Linked DNA regions of Mus musculus: region 1 is linked to region 2. A link is a loop called in an ENCODE intact Hi-C map of the cell type or tissue named here. Cell type or tissue: gastrocnemius. All regions are shown on one strand. Each heading gives the region's core, and the rest is flanking DNA. Links, peaks and the distances in the headings are about the cores only. Region 1 holds the start of Myl9 (myosin, light polypeptide 9, regulatory). Region 2 holds the start of 4930405A21Rik (RIKEN cDNA 4930405A21 gene).

The links. Hi-C counts contacts between places; a loop is a spot of excess contacts. Peaks named below come from ENCODE experiments on the same cell type or tissue, not always from the same donor. Only the 100,000 strongest peaks of a DNase experiment are listed, where the experiment ranks them.
Region 1: a loop joins it to region 2, with 2.3 times the contacts of the local background. A loop is called at or near these places in 7 of 42 quality-filtered maps.

What each region holds. Positions count from the first base shown.
Region 1 is chr2:156,769,717-156,785,381 of GRCm38, forward strand. Myl9 (myosin, light polypeptide 9, regulatory) reads left to right here and starts at 5,748. Exons shown (of 4, transcript NM_172118.1): 1 at 5,748-5,790; 2 at 8,803-9,012; 3 at 10,766-10,927; 4 at 11,274-11,941. The coding sequence starts at 8,829. The coding sequence ends at 11,446. In gastrocnemius, for the core only: a CTCF peak has its summit at 7,686; DNase peaks (open chromatin) are centred at 5,436, 5,676, 6,278, 8,108 and 1 more place; H3K4me3 peaks cover 5,062 bases; H3K27ac peaks cover 4,757 bases.
Region 2 is chr2:156,711,499-156,727,163 of GRCm38, forward strand. All of the region lies in intron 7 of Dlgap4 (DLG associated protein 4), which reads left to right. 4930405A21Rik (RIKEN cDNA 4930405A21 gene) reads right to left here and starts at 9,411. Exons shown (of 4, transcript NR_040505.1): 1 at 9,208-9,411; 2 at 5,387-5,515; 3 at 4,597-4,747; 4 at 3,041-3,551. In gastrocnemius, for the core only: CTCF peaks have their summits at 9,445 (motif pointing left) and 11,865; DNase peaks (open chromatin) are centred at 6,014, 7,498, 8,991, 9,406 and 2 more places; H3K4me3 peaks cover 4,464 bases; H3K27ac peaks cover 6,267 bases.

The sequences.
Region 1 (15,665 bases), core at 2,773-10,772, 56 kb after region 2:
TCAAGCAGGTCAGGAAGCAGGAGCGGATGCAGAGGCCATGGAGAGATGTTCTTTACTGGCTTGCTTCCCCTGGCTTGCTCAGCCTGCTCTCTTATAGAACCCAATTCTACCAGCCCAGAGATGGTCCCACCCACAAGGGGCCTTTCCCCCTTGATCACTAATTGAGAAAATGCCTTACAGTTGGATCTCGTGGAGGCATTTCCCCAACTGAAGCTCCTTTCTCTGTGATAACTCCAGCCTGTGTCAAGTTGACACAAAACTAGCCAGTACACCAACCAATATCTGACTTGACTTAAGGCCCAATCCATTTAGATGGAACCTATAGCTCTCACTGCTTCGGTGGCCCAAAACATGAGACTAGATAGGCAAGGGATCTAGAGAGACACCAACTACCACTGTTCTGGGAAACAATAACAACAAAAAACACTAAGACAAAAAAACAAAAACAAAAACAAAAACAAAAACCCAAAAACCATGTAGCAAGAAAATGACTCCTGGTGATTCTGCTATACTCATGGATCCACCGGTGCCTTGGTCAGCCAGCATCCGGGAAGCTTCCTCCTGCAGCACATGGGAACAGACACAGAGACCCACAGCCAGGCATTAGGCAGAGTGGAACACGCCTTGAAACACTCAGCCCCAAACAGGAGGTCTCCCTCAAATCCCTCCCCTCAGGGCCCTGGGAACCCTGTGGAAAAGAGACTTCAAGAGCAGAAAGGCCAGAGGGTGTGGAGGACACAAGGCCCTGCAGATCAGCATGCTCAAAGCTCATATGAACTCAGAGGGAGGCAGCAAGCACAGGTCTGCACCAGGTCCTCTGCCGGCTATCTAGCTTCCAGTCGAGAGGTTTCATGGAATTCCTGAGTGCAGGAATGAGCGGATCTCTGACTCTTGGGCCTTCTCTTGGGCCCTGTTCCTTCTGTATGTCTTGTCCAACTCCAGGGTGTTCGGTATTATTATTATTATTATTATGTTTTCTTTTGTTATATTTTATTATCACTCAGAAGAGTACTTGTTATTTTTTTTAAGGTATTTTCCTCATTTACATTTTCAATGCTATCCCAAAGGTCCCCCATATCCACCCACCCCCCCAATCCCCTACCCACCCACTCCCCCTTTTTGGCCCTGGCGTTCCCCTGTACTGGGGCATATAAAGTTTGCAAGTCCAATGGGCCTCTCTTTGCAGTGATGGCCGACTAGGCCATCTTTTGATACATATGCAGCTAAAGACAAGAGCTCCCGGGTACTGGTTAGTTCATATTGTTGTTCCACCTATAGGGTTGCAGTTCTCTATAACTCCTTGGGTAATTTCTCTAGCTCCTCCATTAGGGGCCGTGTGACACATCCAATAGCTGACTGTGATCATCCACTTCTGTGTTTGCTAGGCCCCGGCATAGTCTCACAAGAGAGAGCTATAACTGGGTCCTTTCAGCGAAATCTTGCTAGTGTATGCAATGGTGTCAGCATTTGGAAGCTGATTATGGGATGGATCCCTGCATATGGCAGTCACTAGATGGTCCATCCTTTCGTCACAGCTCCAAATTTTGTCTCTGTAACTCCTTCTATGGGTGTTTTGTACCCATTTCTAAGAAAGGGTAATTTTTTATTTATTCTTCTCTCACATATTATATCCAGAGCATCGTTCCCCCGCCCCACCCCACCGCTGCTCTCCTCCCAGCCCCTCCCCCTCCTCTCCTCTCCCTCATGTCCATGCCTGTTTGTTTTCTAAGGAGAAACAGAAAGGGAAGGGACCCACATGGGAGGGAAGAGGAGGAGGAGGAGGAATTGGGGCGGGTAGAGGGAGGAGAAACCATACTCAGGATATATTATTATACAAGGGCAAAAAGTCCATTTTCAGTAAAAGGAAAAACTATTTAATTAAAAAACTTACACTATGACCCAGCAATTCCACTTCCGGGCATGTACTCAAACTAACTGAAAGTGGGACTTGAGATTATTTGAGCAGCCATGTTTTAAGTAGCATTATTGCCAGGCATAGTGGTCCATGCCTGTCACTTAAGTACTCAGAAAGCTTGTAAGTTCAAAGCCAGCTCCAGCTACATAGGAGACCCTGTATCTAAAGCAAAGCAACTAGCCAGGTGTGGTGAAGCATGTCTCGCCCAGCACTCGAGAGGCAGAGGCAGGCAGATCTCTGTAAGTTTGAGGCCAGCTGTGGACTACATAGTTGAAGCCCTCTCTCAAAAACAAACAAATAAGCAAATAAATCAACAAAAAGCAGCATTGGGAGATGAAGTTCGGTTGGCACAGCACCTGCCTAGCATGCCCAAGGCTCTGGGTTCAGTCCCAAACACATCATGAAACCAGGACTGGTGGCACGTGCCTGTCGTCCTAGCACTCAAACACAGAGGTAGTATGGTTAGAAATTAGAGAGTATCCTCAGCCTCATATCAAAGTCAAGTCCACCTTTAGCTGCCTGAGACCTTGCAATCCCACAGGGCACGCACAGGACAGCTCACAACCATCTGGAACTCCAGTCCTGGTGGATTCACTAGCCTCTCTGGCACCAGGCAGTCCATACACAGACATGCAGATGAAATACCCATGCACGTAAAATAAATTTAAACAAAATTTAAAGGCAGCATCTTTCATTCATTTCCTTTTCCTTTTGCAATGCGAGGCCTCATGCACGCTAAGTAGGTAGGCGCTTTATCACTGAGCTATGCCCCCAGCTTGAGCACAGTAACCAAAACAGGAAGACTACCTAAACGTCCATCCAGAGGTGGGTAAGCAAATATGGCATATTCAGCCTTAAAGGGTAAGGAAATGGACATACGGGTATTCCATGGGACAGCCCTTGTCTTTTTGTCAGACAGGACCTCATTCTGGAGGCCTTGCTAGCCTAGAGGTCACTATGTAGACCAGGCTGGCCTTGAATTCCTCCCTCTACCTCCCAAGTGCTGGGATTAGAAAACATATGCCATCATATTCAGCTCAACACTTGCTTTAAGGACCTTTGTAGGTCCCTGGGACCAATTCCAAGTCTGTCTGTCTGTCTGTCTGTCTGTCTGTCTATCTATCTGTAAAAGAAGTTAAAGATGCAGCTCACTGGGTAAGAGTGTTTGCCTAGCAAGTAGGAGGCCATAGGTTGATTCTTAGCACTTGGGATGCAGAAGTGCAAGATCAAAAGTCCAAGGGCATCCTCAGGGCACAGTGTCTGAGATTAGCCTGTGTTACATGAGACCATCTCAAAAAATATATGTATATATGTGTATATGTGTGTATCATTATAATATGCATTACACACACATATACACACACGCAAAAGTAAATAAACTTAAAACAAAAAACTTGGAAAGTTATACAACTGGTGAGACGAGTCAGTGGGTAATGGGGTTTATGCCAAAGGCCTGGTGACAAGTTCTATCAGCAGAGCTCTTATAAAGATAGAGAGGACCAGTGTCTTTGAGTTTCCATTTCTGTAAAAAGACACTATGACCAGCAACTGTTAAAAAGGATAACATTTATTTTTTTGTTTTGTTTTTTTGTTTTTCAAGATAGGGTTTCTCTGTGTAGCCCCGGCTGTCCTGGAACTCACTTTGTAGACCAGGCTGGCCTCGAACTCAGAAATCCACCTGCAAAAATAAAAATAAAAATAAAAATAAAGAAAGAAAAAAAAAGAAATTTACCTGCCTCTGCCTCCCGAGTGCTGGGATTAAAGGCGTGTGCCACTACTGCTCTGCTAAAGGATAACATTTCATTGGCCCTGGCTTACTGGTTCTGAGGTTCAGTCCTTTATCATCATGACAGGAAGCAGCCATGGTGCTGGAAGAATTGAGAGTTCTACAACTTCATCCAAAGGCAGACAGAAGACTGGCTTCCAGGCAGCTAGGATGAGGGTCTCAAAACCCACCCCCACAGTGACACACTTCCTCTAACAAGGCCACACCTACTCCAACAAGACCACACCTCCTAATAGTGCTACTCCCTGAGCAAGCATATTCAATCCACCACAACCAGCTCCATGACAACATCTTCCAGCTCCATGGCAACATTCTCCAGCTCCATGACATCACCCTCCAGCTACATGACATCATCTTCAAGCTCCATAGAATGATGCCCATGGCACCTGCACCTCACCCATCACACACAACCTGGACCAGAACAAATTTCCATACAGGATATTACTGAGACATCTGGCACAATTGGAATATAGGTCATAAATTAAAAGCCTAAATCAATGTTAAATCTTATGATTTTGATAATATACTATCAATATGTAAAAGAGTCCTCCTTTTAGGATATACTAAAATCTTATTCACTATCAAGTGTTGGGCAATGTGCATATTCCCACAGGGAAGAGTGAGGAGCCAAAGGTCAACTGGAGACTCTCAAGGAAGTCAGTTTTCTATACGAGTCTTAGAACCTTAGTATGCTTGAAATTATCTCAAAAGAAAGTTTCCAAAAATGAATAAATCCAAGACAAAATGGATCTCTCCCAAATCTGCTCCGCCTACGCCCACGCTGCCCAACTAAGAAAATGGCAGCACTCTCTCCAGCTGCCCCACTGAAATCCTGAGCTGGGGCGTGAGAGAGGCTCCTTGGTAATGGCACTTGCTGTTCGTATGTGGCCAGGCAGGCCTGCAACAGTCCACTGACTTCCACACCAACTCTCATCACGAATAAATAGAATTTTTAAAAGAATTGAATTCTTGGAGCCAACTTTCTTCTCATTCCAGTCTGGTCCGTTTTCAAGTCCTATTGGCTGAAGCACTGAAGTGTTTCCAGAACCCCTCCCCTTGTCGCCCAGTTTCCCACTGCCCCATAAGCCCAACCAGCATCTCCCCCACTTACTGTCTGCTCTCCTGTCCTTGAGCGTGCCATACGCTCTCTAAATCTCCTGCACTGACATCCATTACTTTTCCTTTGTGACTTCTGACCTCTACGCTAAGCTAAACTACTCCCCAAATTCTAGTTCCGGAAGTGTTTCAACTGTTACCTCTAATGTTGCCAGGACAGATAAAAACTGTTACCTTCTATTTATTTAGACAACCTTGCTCCATAGCTCAGACTGACCTGGAACCTACACTATACTCGATGTTGGCAATCCTGCTGCCTCAGCTTCTCAAATGCCGAGATTACTGGCATGAACCACCGCATCTGGCTCCATCTCCTCTCAATCTGGCTCCATTTCCCAGCATCACCCTTAACTCCTTTTCAGCCGAGCTCAGAACTGTCCCGGGATGTAGGCGGTTTCAGGCTCCCAGGGCTCCCTAGGCAGATGGATCAGTTGCCTGCCCCATTGCGGAGCCAGGCAGCTATTTACAAAGTAACTGAATGCCAGAAAGCCCTAGGGAAAGAGTGATGGCCGCTGTTGTGAGGATTGAGTCTCCCTGAAAAAAAAGGACCATACTTGGCCGGGTGAAAGCCAGCCTTCCACCAGACACAGCAGGGGCCTCTGGGACAAGAGGGGGTCGGAGAGCTGGGAAACGCTGAAGGCTCCGCCCTTCTTGCCAGTCTTGACACCTCAATCTGCTTCCATGCCCCAGCCTGGGCCGACCCAGAGAAAGGCTGCGTCGAGGGGGGCTATTCCAGGGGCACCCCAGCTTCTCAGCCTGCAAGCAGAGGCCTAATAAGGCCGGGCTGGCTGCCTCAGCCCCGCCCCCACCCCACCCCCGCGCATTCTTCTGCCTTGTAAGGCCGGGCGGCCTGCGGACCCTCCAGCCCCGGCTCCGCCCCCAGAGCTCCGAGCATCGAGCATCGGTCGGAGCTGCTGCCAGCCAACTCTCGAAGCACCGCAACAGCGCCGAGGACTTTTCTTCTCTGCAGCAGGTGGGAGCCCACTCAGCACCCGGGCAGCTACAGTAGGTGGTCAGGCTGAACCTCACCCGGCCTTCTGAGGGCTGTGGCATGCTTAGTGGTGTGGGCTGGGGCTACTGCCTTGCTTGGGTCCTAAAGGGGACCCTGGCCTGGGACTGAGCAACTGGTGGTTCTGCGCCCCGGAAAACTGGTCTTTGGGCAAGGAAACAAGGATCCAGAGTGTCCTTTTGCTAAAGAGCCTAACACACCAAGCCTGGAAACTCCAGGCTACCTGCCTGTAGAGATGCCAGTGAGGGGGTTGAGGGCATCCCTGACCCAAGAAACTGTGTGTGGCAGAGGAAATTGAGCCCTACGGAAGCACAGCGCTCACACCCAGTTTTGCAAACCCTACCCCAGGAGGGATGGTAACCACCTCATGCCTTCCTTATCTCCAGTGCTGTGTGCACTAGAGAACGGTGGGATGAGGGGGTCTTGGCTTCTTCACAACCCTCCAGCCGCCCTGGTTGCTTGATGAGCCGGTTGGAAAGCAGGGTATCTGGCACAGCCAGCTATGGAGACTAGTAATGAGGAGGGAGGGATGGTCTAGCCATGACCGCGCCAAGTTCCAGCTGTCTGATCCTTGGTGTCTAGGACCCCAGAGAGGGGAGCATATGGCTTCAGAGTTAAGGACACAGCTTATTCCTAATTTAAGTCACTCAACCAAGTCTAGAAAGTGCCTGGCCCTTCAAGAGCCAAACCTGCCACCCACTGGCCCCAGCCTAGCGTGGTGTCCTGGCTCCCAACCCTCTCACAGGTATTCACTTCCCTTTGTGTGTGTGTGTGTGGGGGGGATGCCTCTCAGGGATGTAGAGAGGGCAGGGATACACTAGGGGAGCCTAGCTGGGCCTGCCCTAGAGGTCTGCAGACAGGATGGGCTAAGAAAGCTGATGGCCAAACCGGGCAGTGATGGTGCACGCCTTTAATCCCAGCACTTGGGAGGCAGAGGCAGGTGGATTTCTGAGTTCGAGGCTAGCCTGGTCTACAGAGTGAGTTCCAGGACAACCAGGGCTACACAGAGAAACCCTGACTCAAAAAACCAAAACAGAGCCGGGTATGGTGGCGCACGCCTTTAATCCCAGCACTCAGGAGGCAGAGGCAGGTGGATTTCTGAGTTCGAGGCCAGCCTGGTCTACAAAGTGAGCTCCAGGACAGCCAGGGCTATACAGAGAAACCCTGTCTCGAAAAAACAAGAAAAACAAAACAAAACAGACAGACAGACAGACAGACAGGAAAGAAAGAAAGAAAGAAAGAAAGAAAGAAAGAAAGGAAGGAAGGAAGGAAGGAAGGAAGGAAGGAAGGAAGGAAGAAAGAAAAGAAAGAAAGAAAGAAAGAAAGAAAGAAAGAAAGAAAGAAAGAAAGAAAGAAAGGAAAAGGAAGAAAGCTAGCTGATGGCCATCTCAGCCTGGGCCACAGGAGATGGGGGACAGCTTCCAGGGACAACATTTCTGCCCCCGGTTCTTACCAATTCCCACCCAGCACTACACAAAGGAACCCCAAAGCCTGGTGCATGCTGTGGGGCTCACTGGGTTTTATACAGCTAGAGTCTCAAGACTGCAGGTAGATGTGGCCCTGGGACTTGCTGGAGCTGACCATGACCCCAGCCCAGAGGGTATTAGAGGCAGGGATAGAGGAGGAAGGACATAGGCCCTGGGCCAAGGTCTACAGAGCACAGGGCAGAGAAGAAGACGTGCTGGGGCCTGGACTAGCTGAGGGGAAGCAGACAGAAGTTTTGAGATGTATTTCCCCACAAGTTATGATGGGATCAGGTTGAATTCTTTCCCTGGCCTCAGTTTTCCCATCTGTACAGTGGAGCTCATAAACCTTTCACTGAAGAATCCTCTACTAGCCTGCTGCTGTGGGCTGCCCTAGTGGTGAAGGATGAGGGAGTCCGCAAGTGTTTGTTATCAAGATAAGGGTGGAGAACAGCACCCCTGGGACTCTAGAGCTCAGCCTGAGGACAGCTACAGAAGGGGGGGGCTGGAAGGAAGTCCTGGAACAGCTGTGGAATGCTAGAGGTCAAGGAGGAGACAAAGTGGATCAGTCAGGAGCTGGGAGAGCACACTGGGTCCTTTCATGCCAGGCTGGGGCATCGAGGTTTACTCTCGGGATGTGGAGAGGGGTTTTAAGGAGGCGACTGAAGGTCTGAGTTTGAATGGGATGGGAGAGACCGGCCGAAGCCAAAACACCAGGTCTAAATGGACTGTAGTTTCAACTTGAGGGAGCTTCGATGTACAGGAAGTGACAGAGGGCACAGGATGAAACCACAAGGGACCAGTCAGGCTCCCTGAGGAGAGCAGCTGTGTTCCACAGACTGTGCAGAAGATGGGGGAGATAGGGGGTGCAGGGGCATGGAGTGAGAGGGGTGGGGAGGGATGGGGGAGGGGTGAAGGGGCATGGAGTGAGAGGGATGGGGAGGGATGGGGGAGGGGTGAAGGGGCATGGAGTGAGAGGGATGGGGAGGGATGGGGGAGGGGTGCAGGGACATAGAGTGAGAGGGATGGGGGAGGGGTGCAGGGGCATAGAGTGAGAGGGATGGGGAGGGATGGGGGAGGGTATTATCAGAGTACAGAGCTGGGGGGTCCGACCCCTCCTAGGAGAGCCCTATCTTCCCGCCATTGAGATGGGCACATTGCTATGAAGAAATAAAGTAGACAAAGCACTTTAATGGTTGGCACCAAGCCAATCCTATTTTACCCACTCAAAGCAAAATGAATTGTTTCTAGGCTCAGCACCACTCCAGGGCCTCTCTAGATACTAAATTAACTGATTCCTGTGGCAGGCTACTCTGTTGCCCCCCTTCCCAGAGGAAGACAGATAGATGAAGCACTCAGGATCACAGCCCACAGGCTGTGCTCAGAAAGAACTGGGTGGCTGGGGGCCCAAACCTGTGGGATGCCCTGAAGAGCAAGCTGAGACCTAACTTTAGACCTCAGGGGAAGGCAGGGATGATCCCTGTCCATCATCATCCCCCGCCCCTCCCTGTAGGGAAACCCCCAACACCCAAAGGCAAGATGTCGAGCAAGAGAGCCAAGGCCAAGACCACCAAGAAGAGGCCCCAGAGGGCTACGTCCAATGTCTTCGCCATGTTTGACCAGTCCCAGATCCAGGAGTTTAAGGAGGCCTTCAACATGATTGATCAGAACCGAGATGGCTTCATTGATAAGGAGGACCTGCACGACATGCTGGCCTCTCTGGGTGAGTGGGACGGGTGCTCAGGGAGGGAAGTGCTCAGCACTGACAGGGCACTTCCTGTGAAATGAGAGTCTTAGTGCTCCACGGCAGGTTATACTGCTCCGGGTCTGCCCACTTAACAGAGAGGAAGACTGAGGCAAGGAGAAGGACCAGCTCAGGATTTGAACCTAGACAGCCTGACTTCCCGGGGAAAGTCAGATCTGTGCATTGGATTGTGTGGTAAATCTTAAAGAAATGTGCCAGCATTTTGAGTTTGTACGGATGGGAAAACTGAGGCTTAGAAGGGAGGCCAGAGCACTCACTCCTCTATACCCCCAATGACACCTCCAAGGTTAGGGTCTTACGGATCAAGTCCAAGTTGCCAATGTTCAGACGGGTACTCTGAGGCCTCCAGAGTGCACCTCTCCCCATGTGCCGGCCAGAGCCAGCCACCCTCAGCAGCAGTTCCTGGCATAGCCTTCCCTGAGGCCAGAGGATCAGGGCGGGATGACAGATAAGATCAGTCTAGTACTGCTGCCACACCATTGGGCTTGGCCATCCCTGTCAGTCCCTGGCATCGTTCCATGCCTACTGGACTGCCTGTGACCACAGGTCTGGTGGGAGGCCAGCAGCACAGATTAGAAAAGGGGGTGCTATCCCTCCAGCTACTGGCCAGGCTTTCTTGGGGCCTCTCTCTCCCCAGAAGAAAGCCCAGCACTCCAATCTGGACCCTCTCAGCATCCCGGAAGAGAAAGACTGTGTCAGGGGACAAAGGGCTGGTCCTCATGGGCTAAGAACTCCTCTGGGCATCTTATAAAAACAAAGCAAGGGGTCTGAGGCTCAAAAGACACACAGTCATAAGCTCCCCCCCACCCCCCCGTTGGTCAGGCCACACCTTGTATTTAGACTGGCTGAGTCTAACTAGGTAGCCAGAAAAACACTTGCCTGTGTATGGTGGGTTCATAGAGGGGAGGTTGGAGGAGGGAACTGGGAGGAGTGGGGGGGAGAGGAAACTGTGGTCATGATGTACTGCATGATAGAAGAAATAGATAGATAGTAAGATAAGATAAGATAAGATAGTAGTAATCTCTACAGCCATCACCCTAATTCTCCATGCAGCCCCCTCTTGGGGGTGGCAGGCAAAGACTCAGAAAGAACAAACAATCTGCCCGAGGAGGCACAGCAGCCCTGAGCATAGATGGGATCTGAACCTAGCAGACTGCAGCATCCCAGGGCTGTGCCAATGACTGCAGTGAGACCATTAGAACAGTGGCTTACTGTCACGGTAACTGTTCCTCTAAAAACATGGGAAGCTGAGCCACAGGACCAGGACTTAAATCCAAGCCTCTATGTCACCAAAGCTCACTGATGTAGGCACTTCTGAAACGTTTCTGGAATCTGGTACCCTAAGTTAGACTACCTAAGTTTAGCTACTGACCCCTGCTCCTCCCTTGCTGTGTGACCTTGGATAAGCTGCCCTACCTCTCTGTGCGGCAGTTCCTGGCCTGTGAGAAAAGAATAAGGCTGCTGTTGGCACAAGGGAGGTAGGGGGTACGCCAGGTGACCCGGCACATGGGGCAGCTGATCTTACACCATAATGGTGGAGGAGCCAGGAACTTGTGGCATGCCCTCATACCTCAAAAGCAGGCGGGGATAGGAGCTGGATGCCCAGAAAGCAGGAAATTGGCTGCCTGGCACCTGCTTCCCAGTCTACAAACGTCACTGGGAAGGAGTCACCCAAGTTGGGGACAGCAACCGCAATGTCCACCCACCACAGGGAAGAACCCCACAGACGAGTATCTGGAGGGCATGATGAACGAGGCGCCAGGGCCCATCAACTTCACCATGTTCCTCACAATGTTTGGGGAGAAGCTGAACGGCACAGACCCCGAGGATGTGATCCGCAATGCCTTTGCCTGCTTTGATGAGGAGGCCTCAGGTCAGTGTACACGGGAGACCTGGGCTAGGTAGGGGGAACTGGGCTATAAGGAAAGGGGCTGGGCCAGACATCACTGTCCCCAACTTCCCAGTGCCCAGGACACACTGCTTAAACCTTCCAGAGATCAAACCACATCTTGCCATTTCTACCCCAGCTTCTGTCACAGATAATTTCCCCCCTCATAGTGTCACAGTCTCCACAGACGCTCTGTAAACTTCTGTAAACTCTTCCCTCGGGAGCCCTGAGGATCTTCTAGCCCCGCCCACTGTGAGGTTTCCAAGGGCTGGGAGGGTGGGTGGGCGTGGCCAGAGCCTGCAGTCATTAACCCAGTCGTGCCGTGCCTCAGGCTTCATCCACGAGGACCACCTGAGGGAGCTGCTCACCACCATGGGCGACCGATTCACGGATGAGGAGGTGGACGAGATGTACCGCGAGGCACCCATTGATAAGAAGGGCAACTTCAACTACGTGGAGTTCACTCGCATCCTCAAACACGGCGCCAAGGACAAGGACGACTAAGCTGTTCTTAGCTGCCCCAGTGCCTAGACCCCATCCCAGTCACCTACCTCCCCAACACATACACTCTACCCTCCCCGTGACGAATTAGGGTCCCAGCTCCCAGGGCCGGAACTGAACCGTAAGACCCACAGGGTGAGGCAGGTGCTCTACAATGGGCCCAGGCACTAACTAGAAGGGATCTCTGACCCTACAAGGAGGGACCACAGTGGGGAGGTGAGCCGAGGGTGGGGCCAGCAAGCACCAAGGTAAAGCCACTGAAGATAGCACTCAGCCATGCCCTCCCATTCCCGGGCTGGCCTGAGGAAGGAAGCACCCGTGTTCTGGTGTCGGACACTAATTCCCAGCATCCCCACAAAGGTACACACCCATTCACCATGTCCCTTCAGAGGATGACAGTCTGCTCTTAGGCTTGTGGAGTTGTCTCAGCACCCCCAGAATGCATTGAGGGAAGGGAAGCTGCCTGAGGGACAGTCTCTTAATACAAGGCTGAACACCATCTCTGGTCTATGTGTCTGTGATGAGGGGCAGGGAGGGGGGCAGACAGTGTCCCACCCTGTCTTACTCTCCTCCCGTCCCAGTGACTGCCCTGATGCACCATGCCATTGTCCAGGGGAAGCACTGGGGCGTCTCCCAGATGTGCAGTACTGAAGCTTCAGAGGCCCCCAGTTTGGGTGCTGGCTTTGTGCTCTACTGAGACCAGATCAGCAAATGGAAGGGACACAGGCCTCTGGGGAAAGAGGACAGAATCGGAAGACCCTTGGGTTCACCAAACCCCATACAACAGGCTTTAATCTGGGGGATGGTGGTGGGTGTGTGTCAGAGGTCAAGGTCACAAGCCTCAGGACTAAAGCCTGATTTCTAGGTCACTTCACTAGGGGGCGCTTAACATTAAGGGAGACTCTAAGAACAATGAAGAAGTAGGGGTCCAGTAGCTCACTGATCAGCAATCCAGCTGTTCCCCTTATCCAATCCAGCTCTGGGCAGCCAGAAGACTGTAGGCACAATCTGGTTCACCCTCCATCACAACACACACACACACACACACACACACACTCTCACACACGTGAATGTGTGAACATACACACAGACACTCTATTCCAGTAGGCAGGCTGGGCTAGGCTAACCACATTTGAATAATGGGGTCATTGACAATGTTTCCTACAAAAGGGTGGGGACTGCCTGGGCTCTCCTGATAGTCTATGGGTAGAGAAAGGGGCCTCACATGTCTCATCTGACCCTGGCAGAGGTCGGGGACAGATTCTGGATCCAAAGTGATCCCTGAGAGGAAAGCCATAGCACATACAGCATTGGGGGTGGGTGTATCGTGGGGAGGGGGTACCAACCCAGCCTGGAGGCTACACTCAACTACATCCTATGTAGCAAGCAGCCAGATACACACACTCTCCGTTCCAAAATGAGCCCCACAAGTTCTTGGTGTCTACTCTGGATGGGACCAGGTCAGGTAAGGTGCAAACCAGCCCCAAATAGTGTTCCAGACCCAATCCCAGCCCTACCTGCAGAGCTGAGTGGCCCTTGGCCTGTTCTCTGGACACCACATCCTCTTGCTAAGCCATCTAAGCACCAAAGGCCTGCTTTCAGTGTCATCAGTGTAATGACAGCAGGGAGCAAGGCATGGTGGCTTATACCTACAGTCCCTGCATGCCACAGGCCCAGGCAGAAGGATCATCGCAAGTTCGAGATCAGCTTAGACTGCAAAGTAAAGCCCTTTGCCTCCCACGTGCTGGGCGAATCAGCATGGGCTACTGAGTCTGGTTTACAGAATGCTGGGGATGGAAGCCAAGGCATTGTGCATGCCAGACAAGAACTCTACCAACGTGCAGCCCCAGACTCAGCCGATCTTCTTTTAAGACTTCGTGTGTGTGTGTGTGTGTGTGTGTGTGTGTGTGTGTGTGTGTGTGTGTCACACACTATGGCACACATGTGGAAGGCAGAAGACAGCTTTTCAGAATGGGTGCTCACCTTCCATCTTGTTAAAGCACTGGGGCCTCTCAGTTCTGTGCTGCACTGTGTAGCCCAGGCTAGCTGGCCCCAGTACAGCCCAGGCTAGCTGGCCCCAGTGCTTCCAGCCACCTGTTTGTCTCCCTTCTCACCATGACAGGAGTTTAAGAATTAGACGCACACCCAATTTCTGTTGTTGTTGGGTTTGGGGAAAAGCTGAGAAAACTCACTTCAAAGACAAGAACTTAAAAGTAGAAGCTTTATTCTCTGAGTGCTCGGGGAGGAGGCTAGCTCGGGATCTGAGGGGGGCAGGTAGGCTATAGTATTGTCTATATCATATTTTTGATATGGGGGTTGAGCAAGGGAGTTTTCATTGTGGTTTTGCCCGGACTCTGGGCTGGCAAGTCATAGGAGGGGAGTAAACACTGGTGATTAGGCCTTATCTGGGCCGCCTGGCTTCAAGGTCCTTGACTAAGAGCTTTGGGAGTCGGGCCTCATCCTGGACATGTGGTCCAAAACTCAAAAAGATAAGAGAACAAAGGAATGGGCAATCGGCCCATAGTCAGTTAGGTCGGGACAGGCAACTAGTCACATACACGTAGGACGTGGGTGCCTGACTTTAGATAACAGGCAACTTCTTTCTTTATGCTCTTTTATAATTTACTGGTTAACAGATGAACAAAGAAAAACAGGATAAGAATTGATTCCTGGGCCTGGGAATGGGAGCTTAGTTTGACCCTGGGAAGAAGCAGACCCTGAGATAGCTGGACTCAGAACTGTGTGCTTACATTCTCCCGTCTTTATGTTTCTTTGATGTTACACCTCCTGTCCATTCCTTGTATTATGCCCTCAAAACTGGAAGTTTGATAGCATTGATTCTGTCTTGAACAAACATGGAGTTGATCATGCAAGGGGCTCAAAGTGTAACCAGGAGAAACAGAACTACAGACTCCATCAGGCCAATGACGAGAGTGGGCAGCCATGGGAACCAGTTGAAAAGAAACATACACCAGTTTTGATCAGTCACCCTATTCCATTTCCTCTGTAAGAGATTCTCTTCAACTTTGGAGAGAGAGTCCCTAACAACCCCTGAGTATAAAAACATTCCTCCCCCAGGGCTGTCCAGAGCCCTCCTTATCTTAAAAACAATAGATTCAAGCCACGTTGATTCTGGAGGGCCATTTCAGCCAACAAATCAGCTTGGCTTTCCAGAAAGGAGACAGGAGGATGTAAACCGAAAATGTCCTATCTGCTACTCACTTAGAAGCCTCAGATTTTGGCCTCAGAACAAGGCCGTCGTTGCTGAAGAGCCCGGAGGACAGAGTAACTCCAAACACTGGTCCACCACCCCCCTTTTACTGCATGCCAACATTCTTTTCAGTTACAGCAAAAACACCTGGCCTGCTGGGACAGACATTACTCAAGGACTGAACCCCAATTAGCCGACTTCTTTACCATCCCCTGAACATCTGCTTAGGGTTTTATGCTTTAAAAGGAGCAAGCTTCTTCCCCTTGGAGCTATGATCAGCTCCCGAGTCTGGCCAGGACCCTACCTGGCTAGAAGTGTTTCCCTCTGTGAATAAAGGTGCTTTTAGTTTATTTCTGACTCCGGTAGTCCTGTCCTCATTATTTGTGCACCCTGTGACTCCAACATTTTGGTCATTGGCATTAGCCTAGAAACACGCAATTTGAAGATGAGAAACCCCAAGTCTCTGGCAACTTTTTTTTTTTTTTTTGGTCCTGACTAATCAATAAGTTTCTCTTTGGTTTCATTTTATGGTGTCCTGACAAACTAGGGCCCAATGGAGAATAAATAGGTGGATGCACTGTTGATCTCAGAGCCAGAAGGGTCCGAGGGATGCTTCATCCCTTCCTGTGGCTGTCAGGTTGCTCCTTTGAAACCCTTTGGGATTGGTGCATGCCCACCAACTCCTAGTTAACTGATGCTCAGTGCTCTCCCTTCTGGGGCCACTGATTCTCATTTGTGGCGGAGTTTGTGTGTGTGTGTTTGTTTGTGTGTGTGTTCTTGTTGCATCCACTGTCAGTCTCTTTGTTGTCATAACTACTGAGCTAGTTCTAAAGATGTGTCAAGCTTCTTCATACCCTCAGACCCATCTGGAACCTGTTCTTCTCATTTCTGGGACTTTAAAGATGCTGCCTCAGCCACCCATGTTGAGTCAGGACAGCTCAAAACTTTTTGTTCACTGAAAAGGCCAACCTTCTGGTTCAGCTGGCCTCCTGAGTGGTCCTTTGAACTTAG
Region 2 (15,665 bases), core at 5,125-13,124:
GGCAGGGCTTACTAACCCACTTGGGGTTAGCAGTGTAGACAAACCTATAGGGAAGGCAGGAACCTTCAGGGAAGGCAAAAATAGTGTAACGAGGGGTTAAACCTGCTCCCAGCTTTCCCGATGGGGTGAGTTTGTTTCTCATGTTCAGTCAGGGGTGGCCTTCGTGTCCTCACATTGTTCTGAATTCTCTAAAGTTGACCCCTGTGTGGGCAGAGGAAGGAGCCATACTGTGTGCACAAGCCAGGCAAAACAAGAAAGTCAGACCGGGGGCCACAGTACAAGAGTGGGCTGGTTGAGAGTGCACTGGGTCTGCTCTTCCGGTCCTTTAGAGAGTCCTGGGGTTGCCGGACTATGCAGGAAACTTACCTGTAACATTCTCACCATGTACAGACCCTAAGTAAACACCATCTGCTAGGGCGTGACAGGTACTACTGTTATGGCTGCTTCATAGCCTCTACCCTGATCCTCCATGCCAGTCAAGGGCAACGGGGTTGGGCTGTGTAAGAAGAGATGGCTGCTGGTATTAGATGTCACTAAGTGAAACTGAGTCCCACAGATGTTGTACACAGGCGACCAACATTGATTAAATGAACTGGTCCCTTAGGGAACAGAGCGGAAATGGCGGTCCCACTTATCTATCCATACTCTCTACAGACTTCCCATCCCACCCCTAGTTGGGATCCCAGGGCAGACCCCTAAACTCTGGCGCCTTTCATACCTGAAGGAATAGCCTCGCTTTTAGATGTTAGGAGTCCAGTCTAGTCTAATCTTAGACTAGTCTGCCGCAATCTCATACTGCTGCACCAGGAGCCTGCGTGGCTGGAAAACCCTGGTAAGGAGCTAGGTGTCCTGGTTGGTTTTTCTCTGGGTCTTGTTCACGGTTGTTTCTGGTTCTACTGGTCTTGGGACACTGAACAACTGAAGCCACAGTCTGGTTCCTTATCCCGTCGGGAAGGGGCTTCCTGGTACCTGTTGTCCTAGTGTGAGCAGTAAGCTTCCTGCTCCCCTCGGCTTCTCCATCTGGTGGTCCTCGCTCAGCCTTTTTGCTGGGTAGCATGTGCAGCCCCACCCCTACCCTGTGGGCCTTTTTAACCTGATTGTAAAGCAACACAGTTGCCTCTTGGAGGCCGTTCTGCTTGGCTAGTGCCTTCCTTCTAGGCCTGTGGTCATGTAGGCTAACCAGCTACTCTATTTAGAAGTCTCCAGGCTGGGGTGGAGACTACCATTTGGTGGCTTCCAAATCCAGAGAGCTCTGTCAGGCTGTCCCAGAGCTCTGTCACACCAATGGGCATCTCGGGTAACAATCGCCTTCTCCATATTCTCACGCCCCTGAGGAGGTCTCTTTTGGGTGGCAGGGGGTGGGGGTTGTTTTCTGAGACAGGGTTTCTCTATGTAGTTCTGGCTGTCCTGGAACTTGCTCTGTAGACCAGGCTGGCGTCAAACTGAGATTTGTCTGCCTCTGCCTCCCCTGTGCTATTGAGATGGGCTTAGAAGGCCACGTGACATCCACAGAAATTCCCTGCAAATGAACCCTCGACTTCTTCAACCCCATTACTCATGAGTGCATAGACCCACAGCTGCTCATCTCAGAACCCAGGACCAGGCGGTCCCTCCGTGCCGTAGCTCTTGCTTCAATAACACTGCACTGCAAACCTAGCACAGCAATGGACATCCCCAAGTTTGTCAGCCTCATGCTTCTCCTGGGACCAGAGGTCCTCCGGAGATAAATAGTCTAACCAGGATAAGTTTCCCCTCATGAGGATGGCAGAAGGCAAGAGAGCGGGCCTAACTAACAGGACAAGCACAGTCATGGCCCCACATAAGCAAATGTCCCACTGGGGAAGGCAAGTCGGATGACTGAGCTCGCAGTCAAGGACGAGGGCTCTCCCACTCTTGCAGGGGAGACTGTATCCCTGTGGCACAAGGCGTGTACACAAGACGGCTGGAGATCGGTGGTAATCATTCAACCTGCTGCATCCCACACATGTATTCATGCCTCGCTCACAGGGAATGCTAAGCTACCCAAGATCCCCCTAAGCGGCTGTGAGATAGGAGACAAGTCCTCGAGATTTCCTGAGAAACGAACCTCGGACCTTGCCTGCTTCCTTCCTAGGAACGCTAGATTCATCTTCTTTAGCAGAAGCTGACTGACCTAGCTCAAACACGTTTTATTTCATTATTCAATTTAATTTCATGTAGTTCTTTGTGCCAAGGTCACATGCACAGTCACTTTGAGTCCCACCCCCTTTACTTCACTGTTCCTATACTGGGCATGCTGGGCTGCTGCGGGAGCACACCATTGAGCTTTCCGACTGCTCCTTGGACCACCTGAGTCGTTTTTGTTTATGTGTATGCGTGTGTACCTGCTTTTCTGTATATGCACTACCCATATGCAGGTGACCACAGTGACAGGAGAGGGGGGTGGATCCCCTAGAACTGGACTTACAGGCAGTTGTGAGCCAAACCCCACCCTCTGCAAGAATAGCAAATGCTTTTGTTTTTCTTTTGTCTTTCTTCTTTCCTTTCTTCCTTTAAAAAAAAAAAGATATAAATCTCTTATTTTATGTATAAGAGTACATCATAGCTGTCTTCAGACACTAGAAGAGAGTATCAGATCCCATTTCAGATGGTTGTGAGCCATCATGTGGGTGCTGGGAATTCAACTCAAGACCTCTGGAAGAGCAGTCAGAGCTCTTAACCACTGAGCCATCTCTCCACCCACCCCCTCTTCCTTCCTTCCTTCCTTCCTTCCTTCCTTCCTTCCTTCCTTCCTTCCTTCCTTCCTTCCTCCCTCCCTCCCTCCCTCCCTCCCTTCCGTCTGTCCGTCAGATAGGATCTCCCTATGTAGCCCTGGCTAGCCTGCGACCCTATGCAGAGCAGGTTGGCCTTAAACTCACAGAGATAAGCCTGCTTCTGCCTCCCAAGTGCTGAGATTAAAGGCCTAAGCCCCAGTCTGTGTGGTATTTAACAGGCAACGACTTTGTTTTGATCTTTATCTTAGACTATATCTTCATTTGAAAATGATCTACTGGCTCGAGACTAAAACTGACAGATTTATTTTCCAACTCAGCCATTTCTGGGCCCTTCCTATTTCCCCTGAGTGTCCCTGACAGGTTGGCTGTTTCTTTTGCATTTTCTCTTTAAGCTCTTATCCAAAGGAGGCAGGCCTTGCCCAAGTCTATCTGCACACGGGAAGTCACTCTAGGTGGATTTCCTTGGGAGTCCTGACCCACGCAGAATCCAGGCTCCTTTTCCAATCCTCCTCTAAGAGTTTGCTCATCCTTTCTCTCCCTGCTTGGTCCTGGGGCCAACGTGATATCTCTTGGTCGTTACGCAGTCACACTCTACATTGTGTACCATCTCAGTGGGGGACAACAGCAAACACTTAGGTATGAGCTTGCCGATCAGCCGCCTTTGCCCACTGTGTCCTATACCCTGGGCCCAAAAGCTGTTCAGGAGCCAGTGTCCCAGCCAGGCCATGTTTTCCCCATGGAGGTGGCAGAAGGATGGGAGGACAACCTCATTTTGTCTCAAGTCTCTTGGTTTCCCATCTGCAAAAATAACAAACAAAACAAAACAAAAATAATAATAACAGTTGATAAAGCAAGTCACTAGTCCAAAGCTGATGCCACAGAGATTTAGTGAGACATAGCAAGGGGCATGAATACAAAGAACTGAGAGCTGAGGTCACTGATTCGATCTCAACCTCAGTATCTATCGACTGATCATCTACCTATAATCTATTTCTGCTTCAATTTGCATTACATACCTCTCTTTACTATGTGCATGTATGTGCATGTGTGTGTTTATGAACATGCAAACACTGGCCCGTGCATGGAGGTTGCTCCCACTTTTTTTTCCTTTCCCAGAGGGTACCACTATGTAGCCTAAACTCGCCTGGAACTCACAGAGCTCTGCCTACCTCTGCCTCTCGGGTGCTGAGCCATCTCTCCAGCCCTTCCCTCCACCTTCATGTGGGTTCCAGGGATCCAACTCAGGCCACCAGACTTGCAATGGCAAGCTCTTTTATGTGACGAGCCCATACCAGCCCCTTCATTTTTAAAGAAAGAAATTCCCACTTTGCTTCAATAAAGTAATAATTTAGGCAATTACAGAACACGCACACACACACACTGCACATTCTGGATGAACCAGCATTTGCTACTAAATGTAAGGATATAGGGCTTCCATGAGACTGTTTGGGGGCTTTTGCACAAACAAATGCAGTCAGGAACGTATTGAGCAACAGCATCTCATACCTGCCTAGTCGCTCGTGCACAGTCAGACGGAAAGACCTGTCTATAGTGTGAAAACGGCTTTGGAAGGATGGCTCCATTGGTTTAGTATCATGAGGTTGAGGGGGAGGGGTCCAGGTGTGCTAATTAATATACCTTCTTGGTGTTCTATTGCTATGAAGAGACACCATGACTAACTTGACTCTATTTGATGGGGGTGGAGGGTGAGACAGGGTTTCTTTGTGTAGTCCTGGTTGTCCTGAAACTAGCTCTATAAACCATCTTGGCCTCAAAACTCACAGAGGTCCACCTGCCTTTGCCTCTGAGTGCTAGGAATAAAGGCGTGCAGCACTGGCCCCACCTGGCTCAAGGTGACTCTTATAAAGGAAAGCATGGAACTGGAGGCTGGCTTAGTTTCAGAGGCTTAGTCCAAGATCATCATGGTGGGGAGCGTGGCAGCAGGCAGGTAGGCATGGTGTGGCAGAAGTAGTTGAGAGTTTTACATCTTGATCCTAAGGAAGTGGGCGGGGGGGGGGGAGGAGAGACAGAGACAAAGAGAGACAGAGATAGACATAGAGACAGAGACAGGGAGACAGACACTGGGTCTGGCATGCACTTTTGAAACCTCAAAGTCCACCCCAATGACACACTTCCTCCTTATTAAGGCCACGCCTCCTAATTCTTCTAATCCTTCTCAAAAGCCCAATAGCTAGGGACTAAATATACAAATATATAAGCCTCCGGGGACCATTCTCATTTAAACCATCACAGGCTGTAATCCTATCTCTGAGGGGGCAAAAACAGTGGATCCATAACCAGTCGGCCAGCCAAGCCAAATTGGTGAGTTTCTCAAAAGTAAGGTACAGACCGAAAATGATACCCAACTTAGACACACCCATCCACATGTGTATGTGCACACACGGGTAAGTGTGTCACACTCCCAAAGATGTGAAGACAGATGTACACTGATACTCTCCTATATACATGTGCATACCTAACTCAACACGCCCCTGCACACCAAGCACATGCCTGTGTGTCTCCATCAAAGCTCACACCCAGACACCTGTGAAGAAAGCATGCCTTAGAAACAGCGCAGGTCCCCACAGTGACCCCACATATCTGCTCCTCTCAGGCTCAGCAGGCACACTCACCTGCCACCTAGGAGAGCCGGAGCCACCAGATCGCCAGGCTTCTGGCCAGAGCTGCAGCTGGTCCATGTAGTACTTTTGTGCCGAGTTAAGAAAAGGACACTGCCCCTTATGACACTCTGCCACCATCTGCTGAAAAGTCACCAGGATACAGTTTCTATTAGAATAAGGTCCTTTGCTTTCTATCTGCCGGGGGTGGGGTGGGGGGGTGGGGGGGGTGGCGGGGGAGTCATAGCAATTACATAATTTCATCATGTCTATATTGTGAATAGCACTCCACATACGAGCGCATCCTTAATCTGTGTAAAACTTGTACAACCATACATGGAAGTTCTGCTTATAATCACCCACCTCTACGCAGGCACACACCAACACAGCCAGTCTCCCTACTCAGAACCCGAGTTGCAGAGAGGCATGGAGCTCTTTGTTTCTCCAAGGAGCGCATGTGCTCACAGACCAGATGCAGGCAGGTGTGAAGATGGGGGTGCAGGGGAGCTCCTAAGGCAGTGGGCACCTAGCAGAACCAACTGCTCTGACACGGCGGGGGCGGGGCATGTAGCTGCCCACCCACTACTCGAAGCTTCCCAGCTCCGTTGTGAGCACTGCCTTCCTCCCTCCTCCTTTCTGACCCAGTTTCCACATTCCAGAAATAGCTCTGGCAGGTGACTGGCAGGCGGGTCAGCGGTGGCTCAGCTGCCACTTGTACACGCCCCTCCCCAGCCAGAGGACACCTGGGAGGGGGCACGAGGGCCGGGATATGACCCTTTGGTCTGCCTCTCATCCTGCCTCTCCTTTCTTTATGCTCCTGAGAGGAAGCAAAAACAGTGACAAGGCTCCCTGCCGTCTCTTCCCTCAGCTCCCCCACTCCAATCATCGCCTTCTGTTTCTCCCAAAGCCCTCTGTCTCTCTTCCTTTCCCCAGTTTTGGGCTTTCCCCTCCTCCCTTCTGTGTCTCTCCCACTCCCTCTGAATCACACCACACAGATTCAGAAGCTGAGATATCACACAGGGACCTCAGCAAGTGGCGTGGGGGTGGGGGGAACTACTGTGTGGCACCCTGGTCCTACCAATTACATTCTCTATATCTTCAATTGTGATATGGTCACACAAGAGCTTGTGTGTGCGCGTGTACACACACACACACACACACACACAGATACATACACTTAGGGTCATTCTCCACCCATATTGGAAGCTCCAGGCTGAGTTGGACAAGTTCCAGTCCAGAAAACATTCCAGCTCCTGCTCAGAGGCCCAGGGTACTTTCTTCAGTGCTGTTGTGGCACTGAAGAGGTACGTGTCCCTCCCTGGGCCTCATATTGGTTATCTAGATCTTGGTTGTGACCAATGGTCTTTATCTGTGACCATCCAAGTCACAGGCTGCTTTCCCCCTCTTTTTGTCCTTTTTCTCATCCCTTAGAACTCATCTGGTTTCTTTCATTCCTTTCCCTGCACGCACACACACAGGAAGGGAGTCTGACAAAATCCCTTGTTCTGGTCTCCCAAACCTGGTCCACCCTAATCTCTGGTTATCACACTGCAGATTCCTGTCAGCTCAGCCCATCCAATCCCCAGAGTGTCGGGGCAAACATCCTGTAATTTGAGTGTCATTTCTTACCCCTGAAGCTAAGGTTTGAGATTTAATCTAAGTTAAAGTAGAGTAAGTGCATCACTGCCAATTAGTGATGTCTGCTATGGCCAGAATTACACATACCTGCCATTCCTGACTTAACCTAGTCACACACACACACACACACACACACACACACACACACACACACAATCACAGCAGCGGGTGGGATGGTTCACAAAGCCACTACAGCCTAGAGGAAGTGTCACAGTCAAGGTTATTCAGAAAATAGGTCAAGGAGATGTTTCTCAGAGCCTTGGGTTCTTCATTGTCCTGTGGGGTTAGGAAGGAAGCCACACAAGGACTTGACAAAGAACAGAGAATCATCTGGCAGTGGGAACAAGATGATTAGAGGCTGTCATACTGGTCAGGCAGGGGACACTGGTCCTCTCCGGGCCATAGGGTCAGAGGGAGTAGGATTCAGGAGGCCTTTCTTGGACAACTGCCAGCATTTCCTACTGCTGAAACAGGCACCTCTGCTCAGAGCACTGGGCACAAGGCAGGCTTCCTCCTTACATTCCGCCATGTCCCCGTCCCAGATTGTCCTAGTGAGGGTTTCTGTTGCTGTGACGACAACACCATGACCAAAAAGCAAGTGTGGGAGGAAAGGGTTTATTTGGCTTCCAGATCACAGACCATCATTGGAGGAAGTCAGGACAGGAACTCGAGCAGGGCTGGAACCCGGAGGCAGGAGCTGGTGCAGAGGCCATGGACCTTGCTGCTTACTGGCTGGCTTCCCCTGGTTTGCTCAGCCTGCTTTCTTATAGAACCCAGGACCACCATGAACTGGGCCCTCCCCGACTGATCACTAATTGGGGAAATGCCTTATAGCTGGATCTCATGGAGGCATTTCCTCACCTGAGGCTCCTTCCTCTCTGATGACTCTAGCTTGTGTCAAGTTGACACACAAAAGCAGGAATGCACAGCTTTTCACTGTTCAAATTTTCTTTTCTTTCTTTCCTTCTTTCTTTCTTTCTTTTTTTTTTTTTTTTTTTGGTTTTTCGAGACAGGGTTTCTCTGTATAGTCCTGGCTGTCCTGGCACTCACTCTGTAGACCAGGCTGGCCTCGAACTCAGAAATCCGCCTACCTCTGCCTCCCAAGTGCTGGGATTAAAGGCGTGCACCACCACGCCCGGCTTCAAGTTTTCAAGGGATTTACCAAAATGGTGACCCAAAGGGGAAACCAGCTGCCAGTCTATCTGGAAAGGACCCTTTACCCTCTCCTAGAAGCCCAGGCTCATGCAGGAGGGTCTGAGGCCTATGTGCCAGTGTTACACCTCAGGCCTGGGTCAGCCAACTGCTCCTCTATGCTAGCCTGACTTGGGCAAGGACTCAGTCAGTCACAAAATCGTCCCCATACACACCTTACAGGACCTGAGGCGGGGGGCTGGGAGGGGGGTGACCAACAGAGAAGGGTGCTGACATTCCTCTAGGACCAAGGTCTCAGACTTGGTGAAGTCCAAATTGAAGCTGCCAGTGAGTTAGTTCTTCTGTTCAAGAGAGTGAGCTGGATCAAAGGGTCAAAGACTTGCTGGTGAAAATTCTGTCTCTGCCTGGTTTCTCTCCAGGGGATACTCAGCACTGGGGAATCCCAAAGAGAAAGGGGGACTTGCCCAAGGTTATGCAAGAAGTGTTACTGAATCGAAAGGACACAGCAACACATGAGGTGTCATAGCCATTCAAGAATTTACTTTGTATTTTCACCTAAAGCAAATGAAACTGAATAGCATGGTGTAGCCAACTCCTGCTTTTAGAGTGCTTAGCACAGTGCTGGCATCAAGTAAGTTTGTTGCTTTTGCCATTATTGTGTCTTAATGCAAAAGGTAGACTGGAAACAGTGTTACCTTCTTCATTTCCCACAGTCCTCTGTCAGATCCCAGTACAGAAAGCAGGCAACCAGCGGGCTTGCCAGGCAGCAAAGATCTGTGCTTGGCAGAACCTTCTGTAAATGGACTGTCAGTCTGTGGGCGGGGAGGGGGCTCACTCGGTTGTCACATTTTACAGAGGCACAGAAAGGTTAAGCATCTAACCTAAGGTCACACAAGTGGGATACTGAACCCGTCCTTAGGACCCTTGGGAGCACAGCAAGGGATGAGGCAAAGAGGCAACTAGAAACTGCGCGGCTGAGTAGCTAGGACCCGCGTGCGGGACAGAAAGCCCACGGTGGGCTCTCTCCTCAGCCTCAGTTTCCCTACCTACAGCGAGGCGTCGCCACCAGGGTGAGCCCGCAGGGACGGACGGCCACTCCAACTCCCGTACAGACCACGCATTGCGTTCCAGCTGGAACCGGTTTGGCGGGGCGGTTCGAGAGGGCGGAGCCCCTCACTCGGGCATGCGCGAGTTGGCGCGGGCGCGCACTCCCTTTCAAGACCGGCCGGCCAGGGCGTGGGCCGCGCGGTACGCGTGCGCGCTTGCGCTGTGTCCCGCTTGCGCGCGCCCCCTGGCGGCCCCGGAATCCCGGGCGACGCGCGCGCGGCTGACGCGAGGGGCGGGGCCGGCGCGGGGCTTTAACCCGGAGGCCCCGCCTCTCGGGCGTACAAAACCGGAGCCTCGGGCCGGGCCGCGTGAGGGAGGAGGGTGAGTGCCCGCCGCTGGCCGCAGCTGCCGCCAGTCCATCCGTCACTCCGTCCGTCTGTCCGACCCACGTCGTCGCCGCCGCCGCCGCCGCCTCCTCAGCCCGGACGCCCGGGGCCCGCCCAGCGCCACCCGGAGCAGCCGCGGCCCCGCGAGGAGACGGGCGCCGCCTCCGCCCGGCCCTGCCCTGCCCCGTCTTCCCGTCTGTCCGTCTGTCCGTCCGCCCGCTCGCCCGCGCTTCCGTCCTTCTGTCGGGCCACTGGCCCTCGGGCCCGTGTCTCCGCTGAGCCCGCTTTGTCTCTCCCTAGCTCGCTGTCTCTTTGTCTCTGCTCTCGCGCTCTCGGCCCCTCCCTCGCTCCAGGATCTCGGGTCCCCTCTCCCAGCGCTCCTCTCCTCTCTTACAGCCACGGGTTCTGGCACCCCCATTCTTCTGGACTCCCTAGATCTTTTGGGGCCTCTCCTTCAGAACACACTCCACTCCCCCAGGCCTTTCCTGAGCTTACCACACATCTTGAGGGTCCTTCTTGATGCATGTGCCCCTGATTTCCTGGGGGTTATCTCCACCTAGTCCGCATTTCCCGGAGGGTTTCCCACTTCTCCGGAGCCTCCCATAGCTATCAGAACCTTTTACATCCCTTAGTGGTCTCCTTGAACCCCCAGTGTCTCCCCAGCTCCCTAACTTAAGAACCTCTGCCTTTCCTGGATTTGTCCGCTGTCGCTGTCACTGTCTCTCCTTGTTCTCCGAGCGTCCCACTTCTCTGGACCCGGTCCCCCCCACCCCCCTTGCTCTCCCTGCTTCTTTCACGCGTCTGTGTCGGTGGTCTCATTGCTGTCTCTAACGCCTGCCTCAGCCTTCTCTGCCCGGGGCTCTTGCTCCTTTGCTTCTCTGCCCGATCCCCTGTCGCCCCTTTTCTCTGCTCCTTGTCACTCCCTCTCCCTTTTCTGTCTCTGCCGGGTCTCTGGGTCTCTGACCCCCATCCGGCCCTCATGGCTTTGTGTCTGGAGCTCTTGAAGCAATGTGAGTGGTGGGGTGTCCGGGTCGGGCCGGGCGGAGTCATCCCGCAGGCTGGCCGCGGCAGAGGCTCCATGGGGTTGGCGCTGGGGCAGGGGCTGGCGCTGGGGTAATGAGGCTGTGGGGCCTCTGGACCAGGGGAACAAGGATGGTGGGGCCAGGCTGTCTGGCGAGGGGGTTGGGGGGAAAGGGCCTTCCTGCCCTGAGGCTTCTGCTTGAGTTGCTTAAGTGTGTGGAGTGCGCCCTGGGCTGGGTATCCCTGCTGGTTTGGCCCTGCATGGCCTGGCACTTTGTGATCGCTTGTGGGCAGGCCTGGGCTATTTTGGAGCCGACAGCAGGATGTGATATCACTTGGGCGTTTATTTAGACCCAGCTGGGGGTGGGGGCTGCGTTCTTGCCAACTTGAGTAATGAAATTTTGCAGGGGGTGTGGCTTCTTAGACAGCTGGGCTATATGGTTGTGGTCAGAACTTTTCAAGCTACCCTGAGTGGGCAGGTGAACAGAGGTCTGTAAAACTTGGTCTTACTGAGACCAGGATGAATCGGAGAGGAATCGCCCTTACAATGATACTCTTGATTATTGTATCTGGCTGTCTTAGACTCTGAAATCTTGATTAGACCAGCTCTAAAAAGTTTGACTTTGCCTGTGACCCTTGCACTTAAGTCTCAGGTGTTCCATCTGTAAAAGGGATGGTGAATGGGGGTAGTGGTACCAAGGGGTGTCATGAAGATCAAGTGAGGCATATGCTTTGTAAACTGTCAACCTGCCTTTTGAGAGTCCCAGAGAGAAAGCTTCCCTGAGAGGGTACAGAGCAGGTGCCCAGGACTCGTCCACTCCCATCTGGTTAAGAAGTGTGCCCACCTCTCCAGAATCCCCAGTGCCATCTTGCTTCTCCTCGGTGTGTGAAAATAAGTTGGTATGCCCAGAGAGGTGCTTGTGCTGGGGAACGTTTGAATTTTCTGTGTGCCATTTATTATTTAAGGTTGGACCCTGCTAGTGGTGCCTGAAAACAAAGTCAGCCAGCATGTGGTGAGCCACGGCTGCTTTTCTCTGCGTGGAGCACAAAGGTCCTAGTTGAAAGGTTCTGCTGAGAGCTGGGGTCTGCTATCAAGGGCTCTAGGATGTTCTAGAACTTTGGAACAGGGAGTGAGACTAGATATCATAGTCCCTGCATCTTACAGTTAAGGTGAAAGTCAAGAAAAGCCAGGAGGGGGCTGGAGAAATGGCTCAGCCGTTAAGAGCACTGACTGCTCTTCTGAAGGTCCTGAGTTCAAATCCCAGAAACCACATGGTGGCTCACAACCATCCTTAATGAGATCTGACGCCCTCTTCTGGTGTGTCTGAAGACAGCTACAGTGTACTTAGATTTAATAATGAATAAATCTTTAGGCCAGAGTGAGTGGGACCGACCGGAGTGGGCAACCTTTGTTCCCAGCAACCACATTAAGGCTCACAACCATCAGTACAGCTACAGTGTACTCATATACATTAAATAAATCTTTTTTTATGTATAAAAGAAAAAAAGAAGAGCCTTGTTCCCAGCAACCACGTTAAGGCTCACAACCATCAGTACAGCTACAGTGTACTCATATACATAAAATAAATAAATCTTTTTTTATATATATAAAAGAAAAAAAAAAAAAAGAAGAGCCAGGAGGGCCTGTCTCATGGCCATGTCTTAAGTCACTGCCTTGCTGGTACTACCTGCCCCTGGTGTGTAAAATCAGTCTCTGTGTGTGCCTTGTGATAGGCACAATCCATGGAGACTGCATTGGGAAGGTAAAAGGGCTTGTTACCTGACCCAGAAGTGGAGGAGTCAGGACTCTAGTCCCTATATCTCAGGCAGTGACTGTCCCTTTATTGTCATCTTTCTAACTTAAATTGGAATAAAAAGTCTTATCCTAGGACTGATTCTTTAAAAAAAAAAAATAGTCTTTTTATTTTTTAAGTTGCAAGGCAAAATGCCAAGGTTTTGTCCCCAGTTCTGGTGCTCAACTGCCATGTGACTTCAGACAGCTGGTCTCCTGGTGGAGCTCTGCTTTTCCCTCTGAAGAATGGGGGTGTTGAATATATCTATGTCTTGGGTCTTTGTAGCTGACATTTGAGATTCTCGGGCCACCTGTGCATTCCTGTGCCCTACCATTTAAAAGTATGCCTGATCAGAGTAAGGAGCAGTAATGTGCTGAGTGCTGTCAGCTGTATACTCAGGACAGCTGGGGGCTTTTATGGGAGAGGGCCTGTGTGGGCTGGGAAGGCTTCCAGGAAGAGACAGTATTTGAGCTGAGTCAGCATACCAGACATGATCAGGCTTGTATACAGGTGCAGAATATTGTGGGTTTTAAAGCTATTCATACTTGGTTCTGATCAGTCTTGTCATTCAATGCCTGTGCTTTCCTCATCTGGACTCTGAAAAATCATTTATACCATAGGATTGTGGAGACAATTAAATAAGATTATGTACATATAAATAAAAACCTGTACACAGTAGGCCCTTAATAAATGTGAGCTTTTCCCTCCTCATAATATCTGGTCAGATTTTTCTTTGTGGGAACAAGACAGCGCCAGCCTCTTCCCTCACCCTTGTGGTTGGGGTTCAAGTAATGAGATGTAGGAATGTACCCCAACTGTATGTAAGCAGTAGTAATAGAAGTGGTGTCTCCAGGGCCTTTGGGGGCATCAAGTAATTCACCATCATTTTCCTGACCATTGCACCTCACAACAGTCAGAAGCCATTGAGGTTCTTCCGATTTCAGTTAACTGTAAGATGCAGGGGCCTGCAGAGGGACATGCACCTACTCTGGGTCTGGCAGCATGGCAGTGTCTGGGCATCCTCAGGCCTCTGCTTCCTTTGCCCACAGCATTACTTCAAAGGTTGCGGCTTCTGCCTGGTAGCCTGTCACTCAGTGCCTGTTCTGGCACCTGTTCTGGTTGGGTTTGTTTGACATTTCCCCAGCCTCTGAGCTCATCTCACATTTAAAGGCTTGAGGTGGGGCGGGAACTTGAGTCATCACCTTCCCTGGCTTTTCATCCAGAGTAGCAACCAGACACTCCCTGAGGGCCACTGCCTGATGGAGATGCCACATGCCCAAATGTTTTCCTCCCAGAAGCTCCGGTGGACTTGGGAAACTGTCTCCTGGCTCTTGGCAGAAGGTTGCAGTGGTGTCTCTGAATCGCCACTCCCCAGAGCTCCACACGAGAAGCTCCTGCCTAGTTAAGCCGATACATGTGTCTTGCTGTCCCCTCTGTGGTACAAACCGCTACTCCCTGAGGTTGTCTACACTGGCAAATGCCACTGTCCATGAAGTGCTGGCCCCATCTGTAAGCTCAGCTCTAGGTTCATAAACTTGCCTAAAGTGTGACTAGCTGGTCACTTCACCTTCTGTGCTTCCTCATATTGATTCTTCATATTTACAGATTCAGTTTCCTGAGTTCAGTCCCCAAAGATCCTCTTTTGTCAGGTCTGGGGCAGGAGTGAGACCTGTCAAGGAGTCTGAAGCTGAAAGCCTGTTGGCAGCACTCTGAGAAAAGCCCACACTTAGTGATAGACTACTTATTCCTATTGTCTGATCCTGGACCGTTTTCTGTGCTTTGGTTTTCTTCCTGCCAGAGTAGGATGGAAATGCCTGCCTATGTTGGGCGCTCCCTTGAGAAGTGATATACTACTGTCAGCCTTGTTTTGGGCAAGCCTGGTTATTTGTAGCAGCATGTCACCTTTCCCAGCTGAGCCCTCCTTAGCAGCAGGCACTATCAGGGCAGGCCAGGCTAGGCTAATGGCTGTGGGGTGGAACGCCTGAGCAACAGTGGACTCCAGTCAGCAGCAACTTGATGAGAGAGAGGTGTGCAGTGTGAAGGCCAGTCAGGTTCCCATTGCTGCCCCCAGGTCTCCCAGTGCTGGCTGAGGCTGTCTTCCCTCACTCGACCTGGGCCAAAAGTCACTGCTTTCCTCCCCATCCATCTCTGGAAGCCAAGGCTGCTTTAAAGGCAATAAAACTGAATCTAGAGCTAAAAGACAGCTGTTTGTTGTAACTTAGTAAAGAAGCAAGCTTGGGGAGTAAGAAAGACTAGGATCCCAGAACAAGGCTGACAGAGCCATGGCTTAATCTCCCCCAGACCTCTTTCACCCCTTCGATGGCTTGCCTCGTTTGAGGATGAGCAAAGTGCTCCCAAGTGGTTTGACTGGGATGAGCTGGGAGCTGACTTGGGTGTTGGGAAACCCTTCTTTTCCAGGGGCCTGCCCTCTCAGCCTGGGCTGGCTCCCGTGGCGTGAAAGGGGAAGAAGAGACAGACAAGTCCTCTGCTCCTGGGAGCTTGGGTTCTGATGAGAGACAAGGCCTACAATTATGAGCGACTGTGTGACAGTCTGTAATTAAGTGCCGCTGAGGAGAGGCATTGTCTGAGGAGGAAGAAGTGAGTGCAAGCCAGAGCAACGAGAGCTCTTTGAGGGGGCAGAGGGTGGGGCTGGCATTCTAGAGAATGACTTGCTCAAGGCAGAGGGGTGGGGTTGGAAGTTAATTTGGAAAGCTGAGTGTGCTTGCTGGATCTGCTGACGCCTCAGGGCTCTGACTGGAAAGTCTGAGAGGGACCAGGCAGTTGTAGGTAGCATTGAACATCAGTGAGTACAGCTGCCTCGAGGAGTCCTGGGTGGTACAGAGCCAGGAGACTGGGATAACACAACTGGGGGATCCTTTCAAGATGTTGATTCGGGCTAGGAATCAACTAGGAATGGGTAAAAATGACGGCAGGGAGGAGGCTCTGCTGTACCCAGGAAGAGGCCCTTGGGAGAGGTTAGGTGGGGCCCGTGGATAGGATAACAGAGGCTGTGCTCCGGAGGAGAGCTGAGCAGAGACTTCAGTTCCTGTGCTTGGGATTTAGAGAAGGAAATGCTGCTCTGAGCATGCTCCTTGTGCACCTGCTTCAGGCAGGCTCTGAGCCAGCACCTCCAAAGACAGCCTCATGAAATCTGTGCAGCAAGCCAGAGGCAGGTGGACTTATCAAACCCCGTCCTACAGATAAGGGAAGTGTGGCTCCAACTCAAGCTTGGCAGACTTCAAGCTTTGGCTCTTCCCA